Regions from separate parts of the Homo sapiens genome. Here region 1 is linked to region 2. Evidence: chromatin contacts called from ENCODE POLR2A ChIA-PET data. All regions are on one chromosome and are shown on one strand. Each heading gives the region's core, a stretch centred on a gene start or an enhancer-like site at or near the end of the contact. The rest is flanking DNA. Distances are from core to core; before and after follow the strand shown.

Region 1 (3,885 bases), core at 859-3,358, 220 kb before region 2:
AAATACAGAACATTTTTGTCAGCCAAAAAGCCCTTGTGCCCCTTTGTAGTTAATCCTCAGCCCCTGATCAATTTTTTAGTCTTTTTTTTTTTTTTTTTTTTTTTTTAGGTGCGGTCTTGCTCTGTTGCCTAGGCTGGAGTACAGTGGTATGAGTATGGCTCAATGCAGCCTCAACCTTCTGAGCTGAAGCGGTCTTCCCATCTCAACCTTCCAAGTAGCTGGAACTACAGAGGTATGCACCATTGCACCTGGCTAATTTATTTTTTATTTTTATCTTTTGGTAGAGATGGGGTCTCCCTATGTTGCCCAGGCTGGTTAGGAACTCCTGGCTCAAGCTATACTCTTGTCTCAGCCTTCCAGACTACTAAGATTAGGCCGGGCGCGGTGGCTCACACCTGTAATCCCGGCACTTTGGGAGGCCGAGGGGGTGGATCACTTGAGGTCAGGAGCTCGAGAGCAGCCTGGCCGACATGATGAAACCCCGTCTCTACTAAAAATGTAAAATATTAGCCAGTTGTCGTGGTGCGCACCTGTAGTCCCAGCTACTTGGGAGGCTGAGGCAGAAGAATCACTTGAACCCGGGAGGTGGAGGGTGCAGTGAGATGAGATAGCGCCACTGCACTCTAGCCTGGGCGACAGAGCAAGATTCCATCTCAAAAAAAAAAAAAAAAAAAAAAAAAATTATAGGCATGAGCCACCTCGCCTGCCCCCTCCCCCACCTTTTTTTTGAGACAGGGTCTTCCTATGTCACCCAGGCTGGAGTGCCGTGTTCAACCTCCACCTCCTCCCGGGCTCAAGCAATTCTCTCACCTCAGCCTCCCGAGTAGCTGGGACCACTGGCGCATGCCAGCATGCCCAACTAATTTCTGTATTTTGTAGTTGTGGTTTTGCCATGTTGCCCAGGCTGGTCTTGAACTCCTGAGCTCTAGCCATTTGCCTGCCTCAGCCTCCCAAAGTGCTGGGATTACAGGCGTGAGCCACCTAGTCTGACCCTTTTTTAAAATTTTTTTTTTTTGAGATGGAGTTTTGCTCTTGTTGCCCAGGCTGCTGGAGTGCAACGGCACGATCTCGGCTCAGTGCAACCTCTGCCTCCTGGATTCAAGCGATTCTGCTGCCTCAGCCTCCCTAGTAGCTGGGATTACAGGCATGCACCACCACGCCCGTCTAATTTTGTATTTTTAGTAGAGATGGGGTTTCTCCGTGGTGGTCAGGTTGGTTTTGAACTCCCGACCTCAGGTAATCCGCCTGCCTCGGCCTCCCAAAATGCTGGGATTACAGGCGTGAGCCACTGTGCCTGGCCTAGTCTGACCTTTTTTTTTTTTTTTTTTTTTTTTTCGTTTTGTTTTAAATGGGCAACTAGAATAGGCTCAGAGATTCCCTGAAATCATTGTTAATTGTCACAATTTAGGGGGTTTCTCCCGCCAGGGATGTGGCTAAACATCCTCCAATGCACAGGAGGGGCACCTTTCCCAGTTATCACTAGTGCCAAGTTTGAAATCCTCTTCAAGACTTCATTCATTGCTTTGGCTTTGTATACCATATGGAGTTGTGCTGTTCAGTGTGGTAGCCAGAGACATATACAGTGCTGCGAGTACCAAATACCTATGGGATTTAAAAAATTAATATAAGCCAGGCGCAGTGGCTCACGCCTGTAATCCCAGCACTTTGGGAGGCCAAGGTGGGCAGATCACTTGATGTCAGGAGTTTGAGACCAGCCTGGCCAAGGTGGTGAAACCCCATCTCTACTAAAAATACAAAACTTAGCCAGGCGTGGTGGCACGTGCCTGTAGTCCCAGCTTCTTGGGAGGCTGAGACAGGAGAATTGCTTGTACCTGGGAGGCGGAGGTTCTATTGAGCCAAGATTGGGCCACGGCACTCTAGCCTGGGCAACAGAGCAAGAGTGTCTCTCAAAAAAAAAAAATATATATATATATATATTCAGTTTTTAATGCTCATTATATGTTGAAATGGTCATTTTTTTGCACATATTGGGTAAAAATACATTAAAATTTTTTTTTTTCCTAACCACCAGACTATCTGGGGAAAATAAAATTAATACAATTTAATTTCACCTGTTTCAGTTCCCTATGTGGTTTGCATTTGTGGCTCACATTGTATTTCTGTTATGTAACACTGATCCAGGTGCTAAAGACTCTTGATATCTCCAGTTTGAAACCTCTCTTCTGTGCTCAAGATTCAGGGATCTGGACACCTAGCTGACATTTCTTCTTGGTTCTTTTTTTTTTTTTTTTTTTTTTTTTGAGATGGAGTCTCACTCTGTTGCCCAGGCTGTAGTGCAGTGGCGCGATCTCGGCTCACTGCAAGCTCCGCCCCCCGGATTCAAGTGATTCTTCTGCCTCAGTCTCCTGAGTAGCTAGGACTACAGGCACGTGCCACTACACCTGGCTAATTTTTGTATCTTTAGATACAAAATTTAGAGACGGGATTTCACCATATTGGCCAGGCTGGTCTCGAACTACCGACCTCGGGTTCTGCCCGCCTTGGCCTCCCAACTTGCTGGGATTACAGGCATGAGCTACTGCACCTGGCTGGTTGTCTTAATACACCTCAAACTTGGTATATCTGAGATAGAGCTCCTGAGACTCCCCACTCTAAAATCATTTCTCCTTCAGTCTTCCTTATCCCATTCTCTCTTTCAGCCAGATTGCTGGTAGTCATTCTTACGCCCTCCCCAACCATTAGCAGCTCTTGATCATGTTTATATCACATGTTGCCTCTTTTCTCCATGTCTTTGCCACAGCCATAGTCTAGACCATGCTATCCTCTCCCACCAAGATGACTACAGTGACCTCCAGGTCCATCTTTTTCTTACCCTTGGGTCTTCAAAGTATTCTCCATTTAATAGCCAGAATGTTCTTGTGAAATGTATGTAAATCAGATGTTTCTTTCGTTACTTAGAACCTTTCAGCAACTTCCCCTTTTATCTAAAGTAAAATGCCCAATCCCTTAGTTTGAACGTGCCTTTCCTCTGTCACACTTTATTATCTCAGGCCCTTTTCCCTGCTTATCTATCCTTTTCTGACCATACTGACTCTCCTTTCAGATCCTTGTATACACTGAGCTCTTTCCTGCCTCAGGGCCTTTTTTTTTTTTTTTTTTTTAAATCTGAAGGGACCTTTCTCTTTACTGCTTTAGAGCTAACTTAACTTCAGGTCTTAGCTTCAGGATCAAGTATTGGAATGCCCTCCCAAACCACCTGTAGCTTAGTAGATATGTCCTCCCATTATTCCCTGCCATTGGACCCATTTTGTGTAATTTGTGGTACTTATCACAATTTCTTTTTTTTTGAGATGGGAGTCTCTCTTTTTTTTTTTTTTTTTTTGAGACAGAGTCTTGCTCTGCAACCAGGCTGGAGTGCAGTGGCACGATCTTGGCTCACTACAACCTTTGCCTCCTGGGTTCAAGTGATTCTCCTACTTCAGCCTACTGAATAGCTGGAATTACAGGCTTCTGCCTAATTTTTTTGTAGTTTTAGTAGAGACAGGGTTTCGCCATGTTGTCCTGGCTGGTCTCAAACTCCAGACCTCAGGTGATCCTTCTACCTCGGCTCCCAAAGTGCTGGGATTACAGGTGTAGGTAGGCCACTGCACCCGACCTAAACTTTTTTTTTTTTTTTTTAATTTGAGATGGAGTCTTGCTCTGTCGCCCAGGCTGGAGTGCAGTGGTGCGATCTCAGCTCACTGCAAGCTCTGCCTCCCGGGTTCACGCCATTCTTCTGCCTCAGCCTCCCGAGTAGCTGGGACTACAGGCATGTGCCACCATACCTGGCTAATTTTTTTTGTATTTTTAGTAGAGGCAGGGTTTCACCATGTTAGCCAGGATGGTCTCGATCTCCTGACCTCGTGATCCACCCGACTCGGCCTC
Region 2 (4,278 bases), core at 148-2,647:
CAATGTCAGCAGTCACATGTCCCAGATAAGCCAAGGCAGTTTCAATTTGTCTAATAAATCATCAAAATGTCCCTGAAATCCCACTACTTCAGACCTGAACTACATCTCCCAGGATGCCTCTTGCAACCAGAAGGAGCACAGAATCCTGCTGTCAGGCCATCATCCCCCAAGTTTTGTTCCAGACAACAACGTGGCCCCAGTGCTCAGCAGCCTTTCTGGGGACCAGGGCAGGGCGCCACCTAAGAGCTGCTGCAGCTGAGGCCCCACATCGCTTCGTCCTACATATTCCTGTCCTCACAGAGCGTCTCCTGCAGCCTCAGAGGGCAGCAGTGGGCAAGAGGCCGCAGAGGAAGGGAAAGACCAGGCCCTGCTTCAGGGGCGGGTGGCCAGCAAGTTGGTTCTGAAAGCCCAGCAGAGCACCTGGGTCCCTCAGCAAATCCTCAGAGGTGTGCTGGAGAGCAGCAGAGGGCAGAGAAGAAAGAAGTGTGGTTCAGAAACAGGCCCCAGGAACCTCCGAACCAACAAAGCTCCACACACCTACTTCCTATGGGCCCAGCTGCCCCCAGCACCAGCACCCGCACCAGGCTGTGCCCCTAGCCCCAGCTGGGCTCCACAGCTGCCAGTGAAAGCAGGTCAGAACCAGAAAGAAAGAGCTCTTGGCAGAGCACTCGGGGCTGCGGCGGTGGCAGCTCTGACGGATGGGGCCGCTCTCCCCAGGCGGCTCTGCTCTAAACATGTCCGACGGGCCCCAGGGCTGGCAGCCAAGAGGGACAGATGAAAGAACGACTCCACCTGGCTCTCAGGGCTGCCACGGCTGATATCAAAGCACCCAAGAGAGGACAGACTGAGGCTGAGATTTCTGGGCAGGGGGGGCAGAAGGGAGGACGCTGGAAACAATGCAGGTGACAGACACAGAAGACAGGAGAGAGACAATACCAAAGACGGAAACAGACACAGCACGGGTGCTCGCCGAGGCTCAGCTGTCCGGGCTCTGGGCCCCCAGGAGCGCCGGCTGCTCCAAGTGGCACTGCGGCGACGAACAGCAGTGAACAGTGCCAGCAGGGCTCCTCATCGCCCTGGCAACCCTCTATTCAAAGGAGCAGCCGAGGGGGAAAGGGTGGCACCGAGGCGACTGGCGCCATGGTCTCGGGACTTGTGGACTGGGGGACAAAGGGGGTCTCAGAGAAAGCAGAGTGAGGGGTCCCGAGGGCCTGCAGTGAGGTGGCTGCTCCATCCCAGCCTCACTGGAAAGCAGTGAGAATTTCAGGGCCAACACTGCCCCCTGGCGCACGAGGAGCCAGCTTCCTGCCGACCCTGCAGCACGGGGTGTGGGCAGGGCTCACATGGGAAGGTCACTTGTCCCCATTCCTCCACATCCTATAGGAGTAGGCTCAGGAATGCCTTCCCTATATTCCCCGGGCAGCCACCTCCCTCAGCTCTGTCCTTGTCTGTGCCCCACCCATCGTCCTGCTCAGGGGGCTCTCCATGAGGTCTCCGTGGCGTCTGTGTCCTCAGCAAAGAGCATTTAATGTTATAAAGATTTGTTGACCCGTCTTGTCTCCTTTAATAGACACTGTTAGGGCCCTGGGCACAGGATCCCTGGTCTCTTTTGTCCCCACATCTCCCTGGCACTCTGTACAGTGCGTAAGACCAGAACTAAATAAATGTCTGAGGGAATGAATCAGTGAAGAAATACTTCAGGTCACAATGAGGTTGCAGAGTGGCATGAGGCTGTTAAGATTCACCGTGAGGCGTGGTGGCTCATGCTTGTAATCTCAGCACTTTAAGAGGCCGAGGCAGGGGTATCACTTGAGTCTAGGAGTTTGAGATCAGCTTGGGCAACATATTGAGATCCTGTCTCTGCCAAAAAATTAAAAAAAAAACTTTTTAAAATTAGCTGGGTGTGGCCTGGCACGTGGCTCACACTTGTAATCCCAGCACTTTGGGAGGCTGAAGCGGGTGGATCACCTAAGGTTGGGAGTTCAAGACCAGCCTGACCAACATGCAGAAACCCCATCTCTACTAAAAATACAAAATTAGCCGGGCATGGTGGCACACGCCTGTAATCCCAGCTACTTGGGAGGCTGAGGCAGGAAAATCGCTTGAACGTGGGAGGCAGAGGTTGCGGTGGGCTGAGATCGTGCTATTGCACTCCAGCCTGGGCAACAAGAGCAAAACTCCATCTCAAAAAAAAAAAAAAAAAATTAGCTGGGCATGGTGGTGCCCATAGATAGTCTCAGCTGCTTGGAAGCCTGAGGCAGAAGGATTGCTTGAACCTAGAAGGTTGAAGCTGCAGTGAGCCATGATGGTCCCAGTGCACTCCAGCCTGGGCAACAGAGCAAGACTCTGTCTCAAAAAATAATTAATCAATTAGTTAAAAAAAAAGATTTACCTAGAAATATTATGGAGCATTCAGATAAAGATTAGTAAGGCTTGGCCCCTCCTGGGAACAGCACACACACACTAGTGGGACACACAAATGTCCCATACATATTGATTAGAGCCCAAAGTGATGTTGACAGGACAGAGAGAGGGTCTGAAGGACAAGGTCAGCAAAAAGCACCTCCCAGACTAATGCAGAGCGTGCCTGTGCCCCCCACACCCATATGTTGAAACCTTGATCTTGGACTTCCAGCCTCCATAACTGTGAGAAATAAATGTCTGTTGTTTAAAAGCCACCCAGCCTGTGGTATTTTGTCACTAAAGCCCAAAAGGACTCAGACGCAGCCTGGCAATGGGAACCAGGGAAGCTGAGTTTCAGGGCTGCGAGGGGCGACAGAGGCTAGGGGCACCAAAGACTCAATTCTAAACAGAACTGGACAATCTTTGCAGGGAGGAAGATGCCAGGACCCAGCAGACACTTGCAGGTGGCCCAGGACATTTCCCGACCCTCTTCAGGCCACCCCACCCCTGCTGGAGAGCTTCACAGGACCTGCTCCCCACTCAATTCCCCTCGTTCCAAGATGACAGGACATGAATGCTGGCTGGATTAGAGAGGGCCTCCCAGAGGCCTTGGGGACTTCGGGACCTGTCAAGCTCAGGACAAGCGGGTGTCACCCGGTGTTAGAGGTTGAATTGTGTCCCCCACCAAAAAAGATACACTGAAGTCCTAACCCCTAGCACCTAGGTCAGAATGTGACCTTATTTGGGCCAGGCGCGATGGCTCACGCCTGTAATCCCAGCACTTTCGGAGGCTGAAGTGGGCTGATCACCTGAGGTCAGGAGTTCAAGACTAGCCTGGCCAACAAGGCGAAACCCATCTCTACCAAAAAATACAAAAAATTAGCCAGGTGTGGTGGTGGCTGCCTATAATCCCAGCTACTCGGGAAGCTGAGACAGGAGAATTTGCTTGAACCCGGGAGGCAGAGGTTGCAGTGAGCCGAGATGGCGCCATTGCACTCCAGCCTGGGCAACAGTGAGACTCTGTCTAAAAAAAAAAAAAAAAAAAAGTGACCTTATTTGGAAATAGGGTAATCAAGTAAAAATAAAGTCATTAGGGTGGCCCTAATCCAATATGCTTAGTGTCCTTATAAAAAGGGGGAAATCTGGACACAGACACACACAGAATGAAGATGTGAAGACACAGGAGATGACGGCCACATGACTGGAGTGAGGCAGCTACAAGTCAGGCAAGGCCAAGGACTGCTGGCAAACACCAGAAGCTGGCAGTGGCCAGGCAGGACCCTCCCAGAGCCATCCGAGAGAGCACGGCCCTGCTCACACCTTGAATTGGGGTTTCTGGCCTCCAGATGTGAGGCAAGAAGTCACCGTTGTTTTCACCCAGCTTTTGGCACCCTGTGATGGCAGCTGTAGGAATCTAATACACCCAGGTTGCCTACAAATAACCAGATCCTATACAGATCCTAACACCAGGGGCTGGAGAAGCACAATGATGGTAAAAATACCCCCCTCTCATCCGCACATCCTGATGCAGGCCACAGCGGTGGCTTTCAGAGCATGTCGCTATTTGGGACTGTGATCAGCTGGCTGGGGCAGGCTGAGTGAGAGGCAGCAGAGATGAGAAGTGAAGGATGATGAGGCGGGCCACGCCTGCGTGGAGAGCAGGGCAGAGTTAGCAAGATGGCCTGAAGGAAAGACTCCAGGGTGGGAGGAGGAAGGGACGTCCAGAGGGAGAAGAGGGGAGGGAGGGGGGCAGGCAGAGGAGGGGAGGAGGTCCAGGTGCTGGGGCGGCTGGAGCAAAGGCAGATAAGGCAGGAAGCAAACAGCCTGGCGTGGCCCGCTGAGGCAGGGAGTGCAGGCAGGGAGAGGAGCCTAAGG

The links. ChIA-PET counts read pairs that join two places held with the same protein, here RNA polymerase II (POLR2A).
Region 1: POLR2A ChIA-PET joins it to region 2 with 10 read pairs in GM12878. The contact joins two enhancer-like sites. POLR2A ChIA-PET finds 5 or more read pairs at or near these places in 3 of 52 experiments (B cell, GM12878 and H1).

The regions. Positions count from the first base shown.
Region 1 is chr11:66,657,028-66,660,912 of GRCh38, forward strand. It overlaps a transcript of RBM4 not described here. Among named protein-coding and RNA genes, the nearest start is that of RBM4B, 19 kb to the right of the region's middle. Within about 2 kb of position 2,109, at least 2 of the 41 ENCODE cell types and tissues checked have a DNase peak (open chromatin) inside an H3K27ac peak, as active enhancers do.
Region 2 is chr11:66,882,059-66,886,336 of GRCh38, forward strand. The region is part of intron 3 of PC (pyruvate carboxylase); the gene reads right to left. Among named protein-coding and RNA genes, the nearest start is that of LRFN4, 27 kb to the left of the region's middle. RefSeq lists enhancers at 1-655, 656-1,393. Within about 2 kb of position 1,398, at least 12 of the 41 ENCODE cell types and tissues checked have a DNase peak (open chromatin) inside an H3K27ac peak, as active enhancers do.